2 separate regions of the Homo sapiens genome follow, and region 1 is linked to region 2. A link is a loop called in an ENCODE intact Hi-C map of the cell type or tissue named here. Cell type or tissue: Caco-2. All regions are shown on one strand. Links, peaks and the distances in the headings refer to the core of each region. The heading gives the core; the rest is flanking DNA. Region 1 overlaps GLYATL1-AS1 (GLYATL1 antisense RNA 1). Region 2 has its middle 13 kb from the start of GLYATL1.

The links. A loop is a pair of places that touch in the nucleus more often than their neighbours do. Peaks named below come from ENCODE experiments on the same cell type or tissue, not always from the same donor. Only the 100,000 strongest peaks of a DNase experiment are listed, where the experiment ranks them.
Region 1: it touches region 2 in a loop (7-fold over the local background); 2 of 110 quality-filtered maps call a loop at or near these places.

The regions. Positions count from the first base shown.
Region 1 is chr11:58,993,291-59,004,110 of GRCh38, reverse strand. It overlaps GLYATL1-AS1 (GLYATL1 antisense RNA 1), which reads left to right. Exons shown (of 6, transcript NR_033853.2): 4 at 10,060-10,108. It also overlaps the pseudogene GLYATL1P1 and the pseudogene LOC100287485. Among named protein-coding and RNA genes, the nearest start is that of GLYATL1, 59 kb to the right of the region's middle. In Caco-2, for the core only: no CTCF peak of the experiment used is centred there; DNase peaks (open chromatin) are centred at 4,610, 5,020 and 5,480.
Region 2 is chr11:58,921,543-58,932,362 of GRCh38, reverse strand. It overlaps a transcript of GLYATL1 not described here. Among named protein-coding and RNA genes, the nearest start is that of GLYATL1, 13 kb to the left of the region's middle. RefSeq lists an enhancer at 4,482-4,996. In Caco-2, for the core only: no CTCF peak of the experiment used is centred there; DNase peaks (open chromatin) are centred at 4,002, 4,802 and 5,991; H3K4me3 peaks cover 1,030 bases.

The DNA.
Region 1 (10,820 bases), core at 3,617-6,116, 72 kb before region 2:
GCAATGGGACCCACAATCACTGCAATCAAAGTAAAAATGAATCCTTTGGATCTAGTTAGAAATCGTTTTAATACTTCTGCTAAAAGATGGACAGATGGGGAAGCCTCCTGCAGTCAGTCCATGGACACAGGGATCTACACGCCCTCTCTTGCCCTCACCAGCAGAATACTGTGCTGCCAATCAAAAGTCGAATCAATGCAAGTAAGCAATCTACAGTTTTTACAGGTTACAATTTGGGAATCTGGTTTAATAAGTATGTTTCCTACAACTAGCATATAAAGGAGTTTTACACAACTTTGCAAAGGAATTGTCAGATTGGAATTTAGGTTAATAGTATAATATGGCCTACGATTTTTTGTTCCTATAGTTTGATTTGCAGACCAAATTCTAATGTGGTGCGAGGCCACAGTAAGCTTTCATCATTCTGGATGTTCAGGACCAGTAACAGGACTAATTAACTTTGGTCGAGGTGAGGAAATTCTCTTTTTACTCCATTTTAATGGATAGGGTGATTTTCACCTTTTATAAACCTGGTCCAGCTTTTTAAATTACTATCATAGGCCAGATTAATGGGCCAGATGGATGGGGCTTGTGAACATGAGTGAGTCTGGCCCATACAATTATAATATAATTGGCCTCGAGGGTCCCAGTCTGTAATAGTTACAAATTCATTGTTTTGTAATATCACCGCAGTATCAGCCACATATTCTTTCCAAACTAAGACTTTTAGGTCTTTTGATTCTTTGGGAATTTTTGGGGGGCAAGCCTTCCCCTTAGGCCTAAATTTTAATGATCTTTGATAAGAAGAATACTGTAAATTATTTATTTGTTGCCCGAGTGACATTCGACTTACCATGTGATAAGTATATCTACTGGTGGCACTGACAGTAGGTACTTCTACCAACCAATTTTGGGTTGTAGGCATTAAGCATCTGGGTGCCTTCCCTAGGCAAGTAGGAGGATAATGATATCCAATGGAAATATTTATCATCATTCCTTCTTTTTGTAGGTTTGGCAGGGCAACGATCATCTGTGGGGCCTGGTACCCATGCACTATTATTAACATATACTTTAGTAGGACTATCTATTCATGTGACTGCCCGAATTAAGGGCAGGAAAGGCACATGGTCCCAGTAAGTATAATAAGTTGCAGCTGCTCCTGAAGACATGGGGAGACTGACCACCATTGATACAGTCATCAAAGCTGCAAGCAGTATATTCTCTGGAGTTCACATTACCCTTGTTTTCTTCAGGCTTTTTCAGTATACTGTGTCAGCTTTTTGAACTGGGCCCAGGTCAGTGGCTCCACTTCCTTGCTGGATGGCAACTTCTTCTGTAAGTTGTAGGTATCTAAACTAGAAGCTGTTTTTTTCCTAGGGAAATACAAGCAATACCTCTCCCCCATGTTATCACCTTTCCTGTTGTTCATGTTTTATTTTTATTATTTTTTCACCAAATCAGTTTTCCTTTATGTGAACTGTCCTTTTTATCAGTAAAATGTTGTTCTGTAGAAGTACTTGTCGGATTTTTCTAAATGTTTAAAAAAATTAAAGTATAGAGTGCTAGATTAAGTTGCATCTGGGGAGTGTTATACTCTTACTGTCTTTTTCTTTTTTTTTGTTTCACCAAGTGTTATACTCTTACTGTCTTTTTCCTTTTTTTGTTTCACCAATTGAGCTTTGAGTGTTCTATTAGTTCTTTCAACTAGTGTCTGTCCTTGGGAATTATAAGGGATTCCTGTTGTATGTGTAATTTTTCACTGATTTAAGAATTTTTGAAATGTTTTACTACAGTATCCTGGCCCATTATCTGTTTTAATTTTTCCTGGAACTCCCATGACAGCAAAACAAGATAATAAACGTCTTTTAACATGGGAAGTACTTTTTCCTGTCTGGCAGGTTGCCCATACAAAATGTGAATAAGTATCAACTGTCACATGGACAAATGACAATTTTCCAAACGACAGTACATGTGTGACATCCATTTGCCATAATGCATTAGGACATAGAACTCTGGGATTAACTCCTACCTCCTGAGTGTGCAGGTTTAGGACTTGACATGGGTCCAGTGTTGTACAATATTTTTTGGCTGTTTTTATGGATATCAATTTTACTTTTTAATCCTGTTGCATTTACATGAGTCAAGGCATGAAGTTCTTATGCTTCTATGAATGCAGATGATACTAGCTAGTCAGCTTGTTCATTTGCTTCAGTTAAAGGCCCTGGTAAATTAATATGTGCTCAAATATGAGTAATATAAAATGGGAAATTTCTTTTTTTTACAGTGTTTTTGTAACAAATTAAACAGCTGGTTTAACTGATCATCAATACTATATTTGATTAGGGCTGTCTCACCATCCTTTGTAGCCTGTACTACATATGCAGAATCTGATACAATGTTAATAGGCTGATTAAAACCTTGTAACACTGAAATGACAGCAACCAACTCTGCTCTTTGAGCTGAGTAATATTGAGTTTCAATGACTCGTTCTTTTGGCCTGATGTAAGCTGCTTTTCCATGGCTGGAACCATCAGTAAACACCATCAGAGCATTCTGTAAATGTTTATGTCTGGTAATTTTAGGTAAAATCCAAGTAGCCAATTTTAAAAACTGGAAGATTTTTGTTTTTGGGTAATGATTGTCAATAATTTCCACAAAATTAGCAAGACCAATCTACCATGAAGCAGAATTGATAAAGGCTTTTCTAACCTGTTTCTTGATTAAAGAAAGAATGATTTTTTCTGGGTCACTTCCACACAATTTTAGTATTCGTAATCTCGCCTGACCAATTAATGTAGCTATTTGATCCCAGTACAATGTAAAAGTATTAATTGTACTGTGAGGAAGGAAGGACCACTCCACAAGACCTGCGTTTTGAACGATAACGGCTGTTGGAGAATGCACAGTAGCAAAAATCAAGCTGGAGTTGGGCCAAGGGATGTATTCTATTTACTTGTGCTCACTGAATTTTTTCTTCAACTAATCCAATTTCTTTAGTTGTCTCTGGAGTTAATGTTCTTTTACTATTCAATTCTGGATCCCCTCTCAAGACAGAGAACAAATTTGACATGGCATAAGTAGGGATGCCTAGAGTTGGCCAAATCCAATTAATATCTCCTAGCAATTTTTGAAAGTCATTTAATGTTTTTAATGTGTCTTTTCTTATTTCTATTTTTTGTGGTTTAATTTTCCTATCCTCTACCTGCACTCTGAAATAATGAAAAGGAGTAGAGGTCTCAATCTTATCAGATGCTATTGTCAGCCCTGTGTTTTAAACCTCTGTTTGCAGAAATGTGTAACAGCCAATTAATTTGTCTCTGGTTTTTGCAGCACACAAAATATCATCAACATAATGAATGATATAATAGTCTGAAAATTTGTCTCTAACTGGTTGAAGAGCTTGAGCTACAAAAGTCTGACAAATAGTTGGACTATTAAGCCTTCCCTGAGGCAACACTTTCCACTGAAACCTGGTGGCTGGTTCTTTATTATTTATGGCTGGTATAGTAAAAGCAAATTTTTCAAAATCCTGTTTTGCCAGAGGAGCGGTAAAAAAGCAATCCTTCAGATGAATTATAATTAAAGGCAAATCTTTGGGGATTATGGCCAGAGAGGGCAACCCAGTTGAGAGAGCCCCCCAGGGGTTGAATTACTGCATTGACAGCTCTTAAGTTGGTCAGCATGCCCCATCGGCTGGAATTTTTATGAATTACAAACACTGGAGAATCTAAGGAAAGAACATTGGTGAAACATGTCCTTTTTACAATAGTTTTTAAACTACTTTATGTAGCGCCCCCAACTATTCCTTAGGGAGCAGCCACTGTTTGACCCAGACGGGATGCTGCAGGGTGAGTCTGAATTGCTCCTTCACCATAGTGAACTGCAGGTTGGGCAATAATGGGTGCCACAAATGAGTCACAGTGAGCCTAGTTTCAGGCTCCCTCCTCCAGCACTCACTCGGCTGAGGAGGAGGTGGCCATCCTGGTTTTAGCCCCAAATGGCCCTGATGGTTCTGGACCTTTTTTTTCTAATTTTAATCTTTCAGGATATATTACCACCTGTAATTGATTGTAGCCAATATTTTGTGTTGACCAAGCCATTAAAGATCTGCTACACATTTACAATGTGAACTTTTCACACATTTCACAATTACAATGTGAAATGGCATGAATTTTTAAAAAATGAATGAATATAAGGGAAGCCAGTTCCTAATGATTCGGGTGTTAACATGGATTTTTGTGGATGCTTATTGGTCCCTTTTGCAACATAACTCTCAATGAGTAGCCCAATGAACCACCTTGGAAGCACTGGCCCCATCCTAAGTCCTCCTAGGCTTCTTGTCCTTATTTCCCATGCCTCATATAAGACTTTACATTGGAGAAAAACTTCATCCCCTACTGTTTTGTTCTGTTGCATTATAGGCATACAGCACCATTTTCAACATAAAACATAAAAACCCATTCAAAATGGAGGTGATGGTAGATGCCTGGACAGATTACCAGATCATCATTACTCAGCCTCAGAACCAGGTAGGAGCAATAGTTACTGAATACCAGGGCAGTCACTCTCCAGACATTCTCTGTGTGGCAATGAGGGAACTGAAACTGAGGAGTGGTGAGAAGAATGTTGACACTGTTGACGTATGCAGGTTTTGGAAGGGCTGTTTGGGAGAGAGGGTAGGGCAGTGAGATAAGGCTTGAACTTAGATCCAGTGATCAATAACCCTGGATGTGTAAATAAAATTAGGATTCCAAGCACTCAGTCTATTCCATCAAAATTCTGATCATAGGACTACATCCCAACCTAGACTTCTATGGCTGAAAGTGATTAAGAAGTGTTTTCACCTGCGAGGACTCTCAAGTGGAAGTGTCATCAGCAGAGGGTAGGCAGACATGTAGAGCCAGACCAAGCTGTCTATTCTAGGTACTATCTGGCTCTGGAATGTTAGTTCTTTCCAAAAGTTTATCTATTCACATGTACTCCAAGAGCCAATCACTGAGCCAGCCTCAGAGTCCTTCCTGGGTTAGGATTAGCTCAGGTGTCACCTTGCCAAAAACCCGGAGCCTTGCCAAACCTGTTTCTTATATTTTTTCCATACCTTAGGCACCTTCTCTTTTAAATCCTTAACATACACCATTTTGGTTACACTTCCCATTCGAGACAATGGAGCTATTTACTCACCCTCTCAAGGGCAGCTCACTTTAGTGCCCTAAAAGAAAGACACTATCTTCAGTGTATAAATAGTGAGTTATTCTTGGAGCGACTGCAAGGCCATTTTCTACACCTATCTTAGAAAAACAGAATGTTTCAAACAAGTTAATCTCTAGTATTCTAGGCCTATGCAAGAGTATTTTGTAATTGTAGGGCTATGTATGATATTTGTTGTATCTGGAGATAAAAAATGACTGGGATCATTACACCAACTCTTACCACATCTTCACCAAAGCTCCTGACAACTTAGAGGAGGTCACGCTCCGAGGTTATCAACTGGGAGCAAACTTTCCAGATCCAATCTAACTAGTCTGAGTTAAAAGAAAAGATGCGTGGTTTATTCCTAGCTGATATGGAAGGTATAAAGCAGTACCTGTCTTTCTCCTCTCTCCAGGTTGACAGGAGGGCTTGGATGAAGCAATAAGAAAGGTTGCAACTTCAAAATCAGTGCAGGTAGATTACATGAAAACCATGCTCTTTATACCGGAATTACCAAAGAAACACAAGACTGCAAGTAATGACAATATGGGGTTATTTAAAATGGGTGATGATAAGAAGTGAGATTTTACGTTTTACTTCCCAAATTCCTTGATAGAATTATTGAGTTGCCACAAAGGCTGTACTTGGAAGTGTAGAATTTGAGACTAAATTATGATGGGCTACAAAATTGCATGGGTAAAGAAAGGGCGTCACGTTAGGAACTGTGTGCTGAGCATGAACAGAGCCTTCATTAGACAAGGTCTTTATGCATATTATTTCACTTAGAGCTCACAAGAGTCCTTCGGAGAGGGCAATGGACATCATGGTGGCATCAAAAAATGTTTACTGAAACTATTTATATCTTACAAAATGCTACATGCTTATAGAAAGTATATAAGCATACAAAATGAAAAATAAAATCTGTCCTCTTGGGTTCCCCTGCTAGGTGTAAATAATTTTGACACTGATATGTATGCTTTTAGTACTCCATATGAGTTATGTATTTATTTTTGCAATATGTACACATAATTTACGGCACTTTCTGAAATGAATATCATCATAAATAGATTATTGAACAGTTGTATAAATATTTCTGAAAGATGAATTACCAGAATTAAAACTGTTGAGTCAAAGACTATGCATAATAAATGAATGATATTTCTAAACTGGATGGTAAGATTTTCATAAATTTAATGTGTGATATCATAACTTATGAAACAACCTAAACATCCAGTAATGGGGAAATAGAAAAAATCATTATGGTACATTAAAACATTAGAATACTATGAAGCCATTACAAAGAATGAAGCAGCTCTACATGACAGATTAGAAAATATTTCCAAAATAGTTTGCTATGTAAAAAAACATGAGGTGGATAGAACAATGTATATAGTATGCTACCATTTGTGAAAATAAACAAATGTATGTACATATCTAAAATTGCATAGATTTATGGGAAACTTGTACAAAATATATTGGTATTAGTGGTTGCTTCTAGAGAAAGTAATTGGGTAATAGGAGATCAGAGAAAGAAGAGAGATTTGCTTTCCTCTAGTAATCCATTTATGCTTAATAATTTTGTTACTAATTGAAAAAATAAATAGAATTTAAACACACATTCACAGATATGTTTGATTTAGCCAGAAAAGTTAACAGTCTTCAAATACTGCTTTGCCCCACCAGTGTTCCCATGAGATTGTTAAGGGGAACATATACACAGGGAACAATGATAAATGGGGATTAAATTATATTTAGTAGTATAACTCTGGAAGTCTGGCATGAAGTACCTGCCCTAAGGTGATTCCTCTAAGCCTACGCATGGATATCTTTATATCTTGCCATTCTAGGTTTGGCTATCCACAGGAGAGGGGTGCAGGAAAGCGTACTTGAGATCTTTCAGGAAGCAAGCCCAGGATCAGGTTAGGCATGGAAGTGAGCAAAAACAAAGCATCACCCATAGAAAACTTAGCGTTCTGTTACCCACCCACTGGCAAACATGAAGTGACTCTGAAACTGACAAACTTCTCAAAAGTCTTCCTCCCTGGAGAGGGGCAAAAATTCCTGGAGATCTTCTCTCTTTCACTATTTCCATATTTACAGAGGATATTACTATAATTTTACAAACAAGAAAACTGAGTCTTACATAACTTTTCCAAAAGAAAATAATCAGGATTAGAATCCCAAAGGTTAGTACCAAAAATTTAGTATTCTTTTTCCTATATTGCAGCTTCTTAAACTGCGTTTCTGGGTATGTGATGACAGGCTTTGGGACACATGAAGATGTAAGATCAGCATTGTTCTCATCTTCCTGTAAAATATGTTTGATTGGAATATCTGTTCAACGAATTACTATCTTGTATATTTAGATATTTTGTGGAGTAGAACTCAAAATGCACATGATTTCATACACGCATCTTTCAAGTAAATTCAGCCACGTGGAGGGCTTCTCTGGTCTATATCCTCACTCTTTTAAAGACGTGTTCATTTTCTTCCTTAGGATACTTAACGGGACATTTTGAGATGTCCTATAACATATCATATTATCTGTCTGCTATTAAATACACCATAAAACACGGTGTTCCCCCACCAATTATTTGGAAACATTTTGAAGCAGGAATAGAAAAGGTAGTTGTAATACAGCTATTGCCTCCTCTAGGCTGTAGGATCCTTAAGGAAAGGAATGGTGTTATTGGAATTTCAGTGTTTGATAATATTGGCTGAATAAAGGTAATTTTTTTTTTCTTCATAGGGAAGGAAACTTTTCAAACATGTTCTTAGGTGTTTCACATGCAGGTCTTGTAAATGAACACTGGGCCTTTGGGAAAAATGAGAGGAGCTTTAAATATATTGAACGCTGCATCCAGGATTTTCTAGGATTTGGTGTGCTGGGTCCAGAGGCACAGCTTGTCTCTTGGCTTGTGATGGGACAGTCCAGTGAGTTGAGAATGGGTTATACTGTCCCCAAACACAGAAACCAAGGCAACATGTCGCAAATTGGTTATCATCTTGAAAGTTATCTTTCTCAGAAAGAAATCCCATTTTATGCTCATGCGGCAGATAATAGTGAGAAAATCCTACAGGCACTGAAAAATGTTGGGTTTAAGATTTGACCTTGTGGCTGGCATCAGTGGAAATGCATCCCCAAGAAATATTGTTGATTAGTTCCACTGTCCATTTCAAATCTTATCAGTAGAAAATCATTAATTCAAACACAAATATGATGATGTACATTAGCACAAAAGACACCTGATTATCCAGGATCTGGGTATTATTTAAGCTCACCCTTAACATTTTTACCCTCCTCTTCCTCTGTATTCTTACAGAAAATTAGAAGCTCAATCCTATGGTCTCATAATTTCATTTATGGTGACAGACATCTCAGAATTAAAATCACCCAATGCCAATCATTAGTGTCAAGATAACCCTTTATAGCAACACTTTCTTAAATGAAGATGACTTCTTTGATGAAAAAAATTGCTTTTTATTCTGAGTACCCTCTGAGGAGCTTTGAGATGCTCAGCTAAATTAAATTTTGTGGCTAGGAGTGAAAATTTGGTTTTCTTACTTGCTTTTTATCACAAGGGGTTGCTAGGTTGAGTTGCAAATTTAAAGCTTAACTTTAAATTTTCAAGATGATTCTTATGTCTATGATGTATTAGTTTTCTTTTGTCATTATAACAAATTATGATAAATATGATTACTTAAAGCAACACAATGTGTTATATTTATGGCAGTCGGAAGTTCAGAATAGGATTTATGGGGCTAAAACCGACATGTTGGCAGGGCCAGCTCTTTCTGGAGGCAATGTGGGTAAATCAGCTCCCTTGCCTTTTCCAGATCATAGAGGCTGTCCTCACTCCTTAGCTTGGGTCTCTGAATCACATCATGTTTTATCTCTCTGCTTTCATCATCATCGCATCACATTCTTCTCTTCTGCACTCACATTTCCTTCTGCCTTCCAATTTTTTTCTTTCTTTCTTTCTTTCTTTTTTTTTTTTTTTTTTTTTTGAGACAGAGTCTCACTCTGTAGCCCAGGGTGGACTACAGTGATGTGAACTTGGCTCACTACAACCTCTGCTTCCCAGGTCCCAGTTCAAGCAATTCTCCTGCCTCAGCCTCCCAAGTAGCTGGGATTGCAGGCATGTACCACCATTCCCAGCTAATTTTTGTATTTTTAGTAGAGACGGGGTTTCACCATGTTAGCAGAGTTCCAATGGCAAATATGAATGGCAGAGTGGAAGACCAGAGCCAAAGGAGGCCACCTTTTGATCATGAAGTGTAATTGTTTTTAAGATCAGCGATTCAGAATTGTAATATAAGCGCTCAAATAGAAAGTTCTAATGATAGTGCATGGCATGTGTCCTTTCCATCATCTAGATTTTCCGCTTTTTTTGTCTGGCTCACTCCTACTCACTCTCCAGTCCTCACCTTAGTGGTCACTTCCCCTGGAATGCCCGTGACCCTTTAAGATAGCAGTGGCAAACACCAAATGCTGAACTTATAACCAGATTCACATGCAACACCTTGCCCTGTGCCATGCTTCAATAATGATGAGGAAGTGAGAAAGAGTAGGAGAAAGGAGGCACAACAAATGTTATTTCCATAGCAGAGGCCCCAAGGCCAGTCCACTTGATTCTCTAGATTTCCTTTTCTGCGTAACAATGATGAAAGGTAGCCTAGGAAAGCCATTTGTCTGAGACTTTACTTTGATACCTTGCTAGTCACTAAACAAAGAGACTGATTCCATTCTTTAGTGTAGCCATTGCCTCAATTCATATATATCAGGGTTATTTATTTCCAATAAAGTATCCATATAGATTAGGTATATTCTAATGACAATTTTATTAAAGTCCTTCATTTATCTTCCAGATAGCAGATTCTGTCAACCACATTTCATAAAGAGTTCTGATTCTAAGAGGTAAGAACTGAGCCTGGCTTTCTAGTTACATGTTTACTACTAAACCCGTCCTTCCCTACTACACTTATGCATATTTAAAGACTATACTCTCCCCTGCCTCCAGCCTGGATTGTAAGTTCCACAAGAGCATGGCTGTGTCTTCTAACATCAAGTCTCTATGTTAGAAAAGCTCCTGGCATATCATAAATGCCGAATAAACATTTGTAAGTGAAGAAACCTATTCTATGGTTTCTTCTACGGATATATTAAGAGATGGCTTGCACAAGATAGCTAGGTAGCTTCATTGTCTAAAATGGAACTAGATTCTCCGGGTATCAGGTCCATTGGTGGTACTTACACGTGGCCTCAAAGGAACAGAACTGCCCCACAAATCTGTGGGAGTCATCATTTACTTCTAGAAAAGAGAAGTAAAATGGACTATTATTCTGATGCAGATATTTCATGAATCCCATGATCACCCGTGCCATGTCGTCTGCCCTTTGGTATTTTTCCATGCTGTAGGCTATTCCTACATCACAAGAAGAGTCCAAGGTTAATCATGATACCGGAGCCCCATCTGGACCCAGCATACAGGCTGCTGGCAGGCCTCCTATACAGTGCTTGATGTAACGCCAGCTCCTCTCATTCTTCCTGCACCTCCAGTTATCATTTACCAGCCCTGAATAAGAGATAACCAACAGGGCATTCTTAAAGTTGGGAGTTTCACCATAGA
Region 2 (10,820 bases), core at 3,521-6,020:
TACAAAATGGTTGTACCACCTTGCACCTCAACCAGTGAGAAATGAGAGTTCTCATTATTCTATGTCTTCATCAAAGCTTGAAGCTTGGTATTATCCATATTTTAATGTTTGCCAATTCTGTGGGTGTAATAGGGCATCTTATTGAGGGTTTCAACAGTAGTTTTCTAATTACTAATGGAATTGAACCCTTTTTCCTTTTTCATGCTTCAGGCTCTAAAATGTTTATGTCTTTTTTTTTTTTTTTTTTTTTTTGAGAAGGGGTCTCTTCTGTCCCCTAGGCTGGAGTGCAGTGGTGTGATCTCGGTTCACTGCAACCTCCACATCCCGGGTTCAAGTGATTTTCCCACCTCAGCCTCCCAAGTAGCTAGGACTACAGGTGCATGCCACCACGCCTGGCTAATTTTTGTACTGTTTTACTAGAGATGGGATTTCACCATATTGGACAGTCTGGTCTGGAACACCTGACCTCCTGATTTGCCTGCCTCTGCCTTCCAAAGTGTTTTGCAAATTTTTCTACTGGATTATTTTTCTTTTTAGTATTAATTCTAGAAGTAATTTAATATTGTAGACATAAATTGCTTATTCATCATACGTGTTAAACATGTATTCTGAGTTTCTTCTTGATTTTTTATTCTCAGGTGTCATAAAGAACAGGAGTTGTTCATTTTATTGTTGTCAAGTTTATTAATCTTTTTATGTCATTACAACATCTTTCAAAGGATGTATTCTGTTGTTTTCTAAAAATTGCAAATGTTTGCTTTTACCATTCAAGTATGTAATCTGGAATAATTTTTTGTATATAGCTTGAAGTAGGTATCACTTTCTATTTTTTGCATATAGATAAGAAATTACTCCAGTGATGCTGACTGAATTGTTCATTTTTTCTCCACTGATCTGTACTGCCAGGTTTGCAACATAAGATTGTTATGGGTTGAACTGTGTCCCCTCATAATTCACATGTTATAGTCCTAACCCCTAGTACCTCAAAATGTGACCTTATCGGGATATACATTTCTTCTTGATAAACTTAGTTAAAATGTGATCACACTGCAGTAGGATGGGCCCCTAATCCAATACCCCTGATATCCTTAGAAAAGGGGAAAATTTAGACATAGAGACAGACACAGAGGGAAGATGACGCAAAGACCCATAGGAAAAACATGGCCAACTACAAATCAAGGAGAGAGTCCTGGAACAGATCTTTCCCTCACAGCACCAACAGGTTCCAACTCTGCTGACATCTTGACCTTGGACTTAGAACCTCCAGAACGATGAGATAATGCATTTCAGTTGTGTAGGCCATATAGTCTGTGGTACATTATTACCCCTAATAGTCTGTCTAGTCTGAACTTTTCTAACAAAATACATAATGTAGAGCCCTCATGATCTAATCATTCAACAAAGACCCATCTCTTAATGCCATCACCATGGAGATTAGGATTTAAACATATGAATTGTGGGGGATGCAAAGATTCACACCATAGCACAAACTAATACAAAGATATTTTCTTATAATTCGTGAGTCTGTCTCTACTCTCTCTGTTCTGTTCCAATGGTATATTTTTCTGTATATTCACCAACTACTGTCTTAATTTTGAGATTTCCTACTCATTAGTATACCTTGTCATTGACTTATGTCACATTTTTGTGTCTTCAACAAAATAATTTTCTCCATAAAAGGTTAACAAATCATTTTTACATTTATTTCTAGGTAAATAATATTTTTCTAGGCATTATAAAACAATTTGGGGGGTATTACATTTTCTGATATTGTTGACTAAGCTAAATCCAATGTTTTGTAAATATCATTCTTAAACCTAGCCCGTTTACTACTTTAAACTCATTCTAATATTTTATCTATAAATCTTTTTAGTTTCAAAAATAGGTAATGATATTATCTGTGGATATTTCATGAATATGCTTTGTTCCCTTCTTTTCAATCCTCAAATATTATCTTTTACTAATTTTTCTTATCACACTGCATTGGCTAAAATAAATTTTATTTACCAGCTAAATAAAGGCAGTAATTGTGAGCACTCCTGTATTCTTCCTCATTGTAAAGGAAATACTTATAACGATTCATTATTTCACATTATGTTCCTTGTGAGATTTTGAAGTTGCCCTTAATCTGCCTAAGAAACCTTCTGGTATGTTTATACTTATATATTTGATAGTAATAGGGGCAGCCAAGATAAAGTAAGCCCTTTATAGCACATTATTTCCACTAATTAAAACTAAAGACTTTGGAAAAAAATTTTTTTTTAAAGCAGCATCCTGAGCTTCTACTCTGGCCACCATGGAATAACAGAGAACTAATTTGCACTCCTGCCTGAAAAACCTGGAGAAATAAACAAAATATTCAAAATGGCTTCCAAGACATTGAGCATTAGTCAAAGAAGGACAGTGATCCTTGAGAAACACAAAGAAATGATCCAGACTCTAAGACTGCCCCAGCTTACTGCCTGAAGAGAGGCTCTAGGCCATGATGCAGGTGAAAGAATCCAGGCAAAGCTCATTTGCAACTGAGTTGAGGAAAAGGAAATGAGTTCAGGGAAGCCAATGAGTTTAGCTTTCGAAGGGCAGGAGAGGACTGTACAGAGAGGGTCCCCATGAGTCTTTAGATGAGTAGTGATCTGCACATGCATGTGAGGAAATTACCTAGGTCTGAGAAACCAGCTAACTAAAAAGAGTAGAAGGAACAATCCCTGGAGGTCTTACAGAGCTGGGAATATTGCTGTTCCTGTCAGACCTAGAAAAAAACATCATAATTTGGGGGGCATTGAGTACAATACCAAAAAGAAGTTTGGCTCAGCAATAGGGAAAAATTAGCTCTATAATATACGGGTGAAACATTACAAAAAAAGAAAACTGCAGGCCAATATAAAGATAAATGCAAGAACTAACAGGTAAATACCAGTTATGCAAGGTTGGTTTAACTTTTGAAAATTATATCACTGTAATAAGCCAATTAGAATAATTAAAATTTCTATATATACATAGAATCATCTCAATAGACATAGAAGAAGAGTTTGGTAAAGCTGATATCTATTTCTAATAAGAATATCAGCAACCTAGGAATAAAAGGGAACTTCTTAAATCTCATGAAGAACACTTATGAAAAACTTAGAGGTAACATCATACTTAATGGGATAGGACTGAATGCATTCCCAAGACTAGAAAAAAGTCAAGAATGTCTGCTCTGGCAGATTCTATTCACCATTGTGCTGGATTGTTGGGATTCACACAGGATGGTGGCAGAAGTATTAAAGGAAAATATTAGGGAAAGTTATAGGGAATAGTCACAAACCTTTTTGAAAGGTTGAAAGGTTATAAAGCTTGTAATAATTGAACAGGCTGAAGGCAGCCATTTCTTACCTTAGAGCATTAGGTCATAGGGTAAATACTAGGGACAACACAGGCTTCCCCAGTTAGATCTGTTTACCCTACCTCCATTAAGTAACCTTTGAGACAGATGGCCCTCTTGGGGGTAGTTTGACCAAGGATATTGCCCCCTAATGGTATTTACTTTAAACCAGGGTACCTGAGTTTTAATCATTCCTAGAACTACTCTCTTAACCATGTTAATTATCCACAAGTGTGTTTACTCAAATCTTCTGTTGTTAATTCTACACTAAATAAACTCCTAGAGTCTGAGCTACTCAGGGCAAGCTGCAGTGACAAACCTCTTTTGGTTTACAGGCGGTCAGACACTCAGCATGACTGGCAAAACAGATTATCTGTGTGTCAGTGTACATTTTATTCATCCGTCGTTTGGGTCAGGGTCTGCGGGCAGACACAGGTAGCTACTGCCCTGTTGTGAGAAGCAATACCTCAATTGGTGCCCCATGTGAGGAGAGCTGTGTGAGGACAGTCAGGGGTCTGCAGAAACAGACCTTCCGCAGTTGGAGCCCCTTGTAAGGCAAGCTATGAAGGAAGTGTAAGGACCGCTTTCATGAGGAAAGCTGCAAAGGAAGCCTGAGGAATGCGACGGGCCCCCAGGAAACAAAGGTGAAGAAAAACCGCGTGGTCAAGTCAGTGAGTAACTAGTAAGTCATTGGTGCCCACTCAAGGTTACCAAGTTCTGGGGAAAGTTGGTTCAAGCTGAGATTTCATCATGGGACAACAGTTATTAGCACAGCAGAAACATTATATAAAAGTATTACAACAGCTGCTTAAGGCTAGTGGAGCTTCAGTTTCACAGGCTCAATTAAGGCACCTAATCATGCATGCTAGACAAATTGCTGTAATGCAAACTGTTAAATCCCAAAGTCCATGGTTCCCAGAAGAAGGAACGCTAGACATAGAGCTCCGGGAAACAAGTGGGGAGAGATCTTAAAAACATCAGTTGCAAAGGCAGCAAGTCCCAGTAACAGCTTTAACGTTATGGGCTTTAACTAGAGCAGCCCTGGCTCAGTCACACACGGAAAAGCCTAAAAAGGGGCAGGAAGAGGAAACATTACCTGCCTTATCACCTCGTCTTCCCTGGGCCCTAATCACCAGGCGGAATTAACAGAGAGGAAAAGGAGGTCTTACCTGAGCTTCCTCCAATAGATAAGAAAAAAGGCAGAGGATACACTACAGTTATCAGTTCCCGTCTTAAGCAGGCTGAATTAAAAGAAGATCTCTTAGCCTGCCCAGTAACGCAAAATTGGCAAAGCGATCAGATACCTAAAGGGTTAAAAAAGGGCATTAGAAGCTAGAGCTGCATTGCCAAGCAAGCAGTGAGAAAAAACTAAAACTCCGCCCACATGGCAGCAGAGGCAACGAAGAGCTAAGCCACCATTGGAGCTAGCCTGCAGGGGAGGGGCGAGAGGCACATACAACAAAGTCAGCCCAAGGGGAGGCTGGGGTCCACCCTGGCCAGGAACAGCCAATGGGTGCCTGCGGGAGGGAGCCAGCACAGGCAAAAAGCAGCGCTTTTACAAGTGCAAAGCAGCCAAAGCCCCAGGACGCACCTGCCTGACTCTCTAGCTTTGCAGACAGCCCACAGCAAAATTTCCTGTGCTCCTTGTTTACAAGTGACATCCCAAATTATAATTCTCTGCTAAAATTTAAGTAAAATGTAAGAATTTGAAAAACCTCTTTTCAGATAATAGCCACTGCTGTTATCTCTCTCCTACCCCCGAGGTAGCTCTACAAATCCAGTTTAAGTAAAACAGTAGCCTCTGAAGGGAGAGAGATTAAGGAGGGCCCATGAATTAAAGAATAATTAAAAGTTAGGCATGTAAAACCACACATTACCCTTAGAGGAGAACTTTAAACCTAATTAAATGATATTTGTTCAATTAAAAGGTGAAAATATTGTGCCCTTCTCAAAAGGTGAAGAAGAGTTATATGTAAGTGTAGCCAAAACATGCATGAATGACTGTCTTAACCCACTGATTACAGATAGTCTTTGATTCATACTTGCTAAAAGAGTCCCAAATTAAGTTCCCCAGTTAGTGAGTCACTGTTTTCAAGACTGTTTTCCAGATTAAAGTCCATAAACTTGGTCAGCCTGAGAACTCCATTGCAACATTTAAGCTATTCTGCCTGTGGCTTTAAGCACATGGTTAAAATATATAATTTAAGTCTCTGCTTCTAAAGATGCTTTCAGATTTTCTTTTTAAACTTCACGTTATTTATTTCAGCTTGCCATCTTAATGATTAATGCAGTCAATTGCTAAGTTATGACTCGATATCATCAAAATTCCTTTAAGTAAAATGCAATTCAAAGCCGTATTGCAATCCCCCATACCAAATGCTTTAACACTGTTTACTGATGGGTCTGGTAAACATGGAAGAGCAGTAGTCTAATAGAGACCACATAATCCAATCACTGGATCTAGGTTTACTGGCACTCAAAGAGCTCAGGTTACTCTGTGTATTTGTTAAAGAACTTTTACAGCCTCAATTAAGTTTACTCTGGTGCACACTCTGTGTACTCTTTTTCTGACTTCGGCAATTGCTGGACCAACGTACACATCCTGTTTTTATTACACATATTCAAGCCCACAGCTCACTGCCTGGCCCATTGGCTTATGTCAATGAACGAGCAGACCTTCAGGTGATGACATCACTGCTAGGCCTAGCCACCCAATCGCATCAATTTTTCCACCAAAATTGGAGAAACTTATCTAAACAATTTCAACTTACTCAGAGGCTGGCTACAACAATTATCCTACAATGTCCAGATTGCCAGCTCACAGGCACGTCCCCTCCTTCAACAAGTGTTAACCCTAGAGGATTGGAACCTAAGCAGTTATGGCAAACATATTACACACATGCCTAAATTTGGAAAACTAAGATATGTGTGTGTATCCATTGATAATAACACTCATTTAATTAATGCACATGCTCTGCCTGTAGAGTCTACTCAAGATGTCATTAAACATCTTTTAACTTTTGCATTTATAGGATAGCCCACAAAGATTAAAGCTGATAATGGACCAGCTTATGCCAGCTGACAATTTCAACAATTTTATCACACGTGGAATATTCAACATTCCACAGGCATCCCATATAACTCCAAAGGTCAAGCAATAGTAAAAAATCAGAAAAAGGGGAATATAGGTAAAGACCCTGCAACACTACTGGCACAAACCTTGTTTACCCATAATTTTCTAAATTCAGATGACAAATTTCAATCAGCTGTAGAAAAACACTTTGCTAAAACCTCTCAAGGCATAAAACCAGCAGTTTTATGGAAAAATGTGAACAGTAATAAATGGTGTGGTCCAAATAAATTATTAACATGAGAAAGAATGTGTGCATATGTCCACCCCTAGAAAGAGAAATAAAGGGAAAGAATGATTTAAAAAGAAACTAGAAGAAACAGATCAGAAAGAGACACAAAAAGAAAGACTAAGGAAAGAAAGTGGGAAGAAGGAAAAGGAAATATTTAAAAAGTTATTAATATAAGAATGCACCCTTAGTAAGGAAGATTACAAAACAGAGTTAAAAAGTTAAGGCATGTCAAAAATTGTCTGTGAAAGTCGTGAAGAATGTTATAAAAGGGATTCATGCAGGAAATGTATAATTTTTGTTTTGAAAGTCTAAGCAAGTTGTAAAATGTTAATTGTAAAAAATTCTATATGTAAACATATTGGCTAAATTTAAAAAAGTATCCAGTTTTTTTCTGTAAACTAGACATTAAAATGAAGCACAAGTTTTTCTTGAAGTACTATCCTGCTCTTTAAAGATTATAAAGATCTCTTAGCACAGGTACCACCCCTAGAATTTCCAGTACACCAGCACCAGCCTGGAGACTGTATCCTCATCCAAGGATGGAAAGAAAAAAAACTCAAGCCAGCCTAGGAAAAACCCTAAGGACCCACAGCCTCAACAATGTGGCTTCCAGGAACAGCACAGGCCTCACACATTATGCTAAGGAAGCAGAAGGCTAAGCCAAATAATTTACTCATTTTTAATTCTCTCACTTTGCCTATTACCTATACCTGCTACACTCTATTAAGCTCATCTTCTGAATCTGCCTTTTGTCAGCCCTTTTACTTAAACAAATACTCCCTTTCCAGCTTCTAATGACATAACTGCTTGGCTGGAAGGAGTTAACATACCCTCAGTGGGGTTCCTTAGCAACAGTACTCACCAAACTAAGATGCCAGGTAACACTACCGGTCACTCTTAGACTGGAAACAAATGTTGCTAATTGTACTCATAATTGTCTTGTATTATTTGCTAATTCTAGGATGCAAAGCCGGAATAAGAGCAGTGACCACCTCACCTGACAATCCTATGGCTGTACATATCTGCAATCTGAAATCAAAAAGACATGATACCGAAAACAAAAACGGGGAAATGTTGGGATTCACTCAGAATGGTGCCAGAAATATTAAAGGGAAACATTAGGGAAAGCAACAGGGAATAGTTTACAAACCTTTTTGGAAGGCCAAAATGTTACATAGCTTGTAATAATTAAACAGGCTGAAGGCAGCTGGTTCTTACCTTAGAGCATTAGGTCATAGGGTAAATACTAGGGACAATAGAGGCTTCCCCGGTTAAGTCTGATTACCCTACCTCCACTAACTAATCTTTGAGCCAGATGGCCCTCTCAGGGTGAGATTGACCAAAGATATTGCCCCCTAATGGAATTTACTTTAAACCATGGTACCTGAGTTTTAATCGTTAGTAGAACTACAATCAACCATGTTAATTATCCATAAGTGTGTTTATTCAAAGCTTCTGTTGTTAATTCTATACAAAATAAATGCCTGGAGTGCAAGCTGCTCAGGGCCAGCCACAGTGACAAACCTCTCTTGGTGTGCAGGCGGTCGGACACTCAGCAGGACTGGCAAAACAGAGTATCAGTGTCTCAGCGTACGAGTTATTCATAGGTCGTTTGGGTCAGGGTCTGTGGACAGACCCCACAGCTAATGCCATCTTGTGAGAAGCAATACCTCACTGGATGTTTTGGCCAGTGAAATTAAAAAAAGAGAAAGAAATAAAAGGGCTTCTGGATAAGAAAGAAATTAGTACAATTATCTTAATTCACAGGTGACAGGTAATCTATGTAGAAAACTCTGACAAGATATGCCAGACTTTTGTCTTAAAATATATTGTAAGAATTTAAACAAGACCTGGCTGCCTTCCCCACTTCAGGTTCTCCTGAGTCATCAAAGACAGCCTTGAGGAGCCTCCTGGGAGCCAAGGGGAGGGGCAGGCTGGCAAGGAGAGGGATGCCCCAGATCTGAAGGAGTGAGGCAGAACAGGATCTGGAGGCAGGGAACCTAAGGATGATTCACACTCACTTCCTAGAACTCAATCAAAAGGAAAATCCCACCTCTCCACAATCAAGTAACAAAAGGATCAGAGGTTACTCCCTTTGCAAATCATGCCACCAATTCCCGCTTTCCACTGCATTGCAGATGAAAAAGGGAAAGTACCTCTGTTTGGTCCCCTCCCGCAACCATTCAAACTGGTTGCGGGCCACTACTTCATTTCCGTAAGGTGTAAACAAAGTAACCAATGAGAAACCTCTAGAGGGCGTTTAAACCCCAGACTATCTGGCTCATTCAGAAAAGCAGGCAGCTCCCCTGTGACTTTACCCAAAGTCATTCAAAGCAATTGCACGTAGTTTGTTTTCCCTCTAGAGTGAGAAAGAAGGAAGGAAGTTTACAATTCTACGTGCATCTCACATTGAGATGTTCACCTGATTCTATCACTGCCTCAGAGACCTGGTAAAAATCCTGGGGATTGACAAATGGAGAAATGGATGCCCAAGTTCAGAAGGGATTCGGTCTGAAGCAAAAGTCTGAGCAAGTGTGCTGTGCCATAACTGGGAGGAAATAGGAAGAAAATTATTGAGACCCACCCCATTAGAATGCACGTTAAAAAATTTTAAGAAAGGCTATGTGAGGAATTATGGAGTCAAGGTAACCCCTCAGATGTTAAGAACTCTCTGTGAAATAGTATGACTCTCTTTTAGTGTTGGCTGGCTGGCTGAAGGCACTATAGATAGGGAAACAATTGGCCATGTATTTAAGGTGATGACCACGGTTGGAGGACAGTCAGGGCATCCAGACAAATTCTCCTATATCGATTTATGGCTAAATAGAATTCAAATTCAACCAGCATGGCTGCAAACCTGTCTGGCAGCATACTGTAAAATGCTTGTAGCTCAAGCCAAACCCAAAGTGAAAGAAAAATCAACGGCATAGGAAGGTAAAGAGACAAAGGCAAAGTCACAGGAAAGGCAAGAAAAGCCAGTTTTGCAGTCACCTCACGTGTTCCAATCTACCACCCTTTACCAAGGCTAACTTCCCCTGAGGAGTCAAGCTCAAATGGATACATGTCCCCAGTCTCACCGGAGAGGGAGGAATTGGAGCTTCAGGAAGTTAAAGGAGAAGGCCCAGAACATCAGGCAGGCCATCTCTGGTCTGGCTGCACCTGAGTTATGCAAATGCCTCTCAGGGAAAGAAGAGGACCCACCTATTATAATGAGCATGGCCACATCCAGGGAGGAGAACAAACCTTCATTTACCAGTTTTTTTGAACCACTGGTCTCCTAAACTGGTAGCATCATACTCCCTCTGACACAGAGAAGCCCTAGGCCCTTATAGATGTAATGCAGTTTATCTTCCTAACGCACCATCCAACTGGGCCAGACTGAAACAGCTCAACCTGATGCTATTTAACACTGAGGAGCGCCAGAGAGTAACCCAGGCAGCCCTCCATTGGCCAGAAGCCAATGCACCTGCAGGCACAGTTGATGCCCAGGCATATACACAGGGCCAATTTCTTGAAGAGGATCACCACTGGGATCCAAATGATGCAACCCAGTTTCAGCACCCACAGAGCTAACAAGAGACAATCCTGCAAGGGTTAAGAGATGACAGGAAAAAGGCAATCAATGTGGGGAAAATCTCAGAGCTGCTACTATGTGCAGATGAGAGGCCCATACAGTTTTATGACTCTGTGAGGCATTCCAGTTATACACTCCATTTAACCCTGAGGCTGCTGAAAATCAGCGCGTGGTGAATATGGCATTCGTAGGGCAGACCAGGGAGATATCAAGTGGAAATTGCTGAAGTTAGAAGGCTTTGCAGGCATGAATGCTACTCAGCTTATTGAAGTGGCTATCAAGGTGTACATTAACTGAGATCAGAAGGCAAAGAAGGAGGCTGAACGGAGGCTTGGGAAAAAGGCTGATTAGCCAGCGGCAGACCTCACAGGAAGAGAAGCTGGCTTTGCAAGGGGTCATGGATGCGGTCATGGAAGAGGCTGGTCTGGAAAGGGATTCGAGAGCCGGCCAAGGCTAAAGAGAAATCAATGTGCGTGATGCAAAAGGAAAAGACACTGGAAGGATGAATGTCCAGAGAATA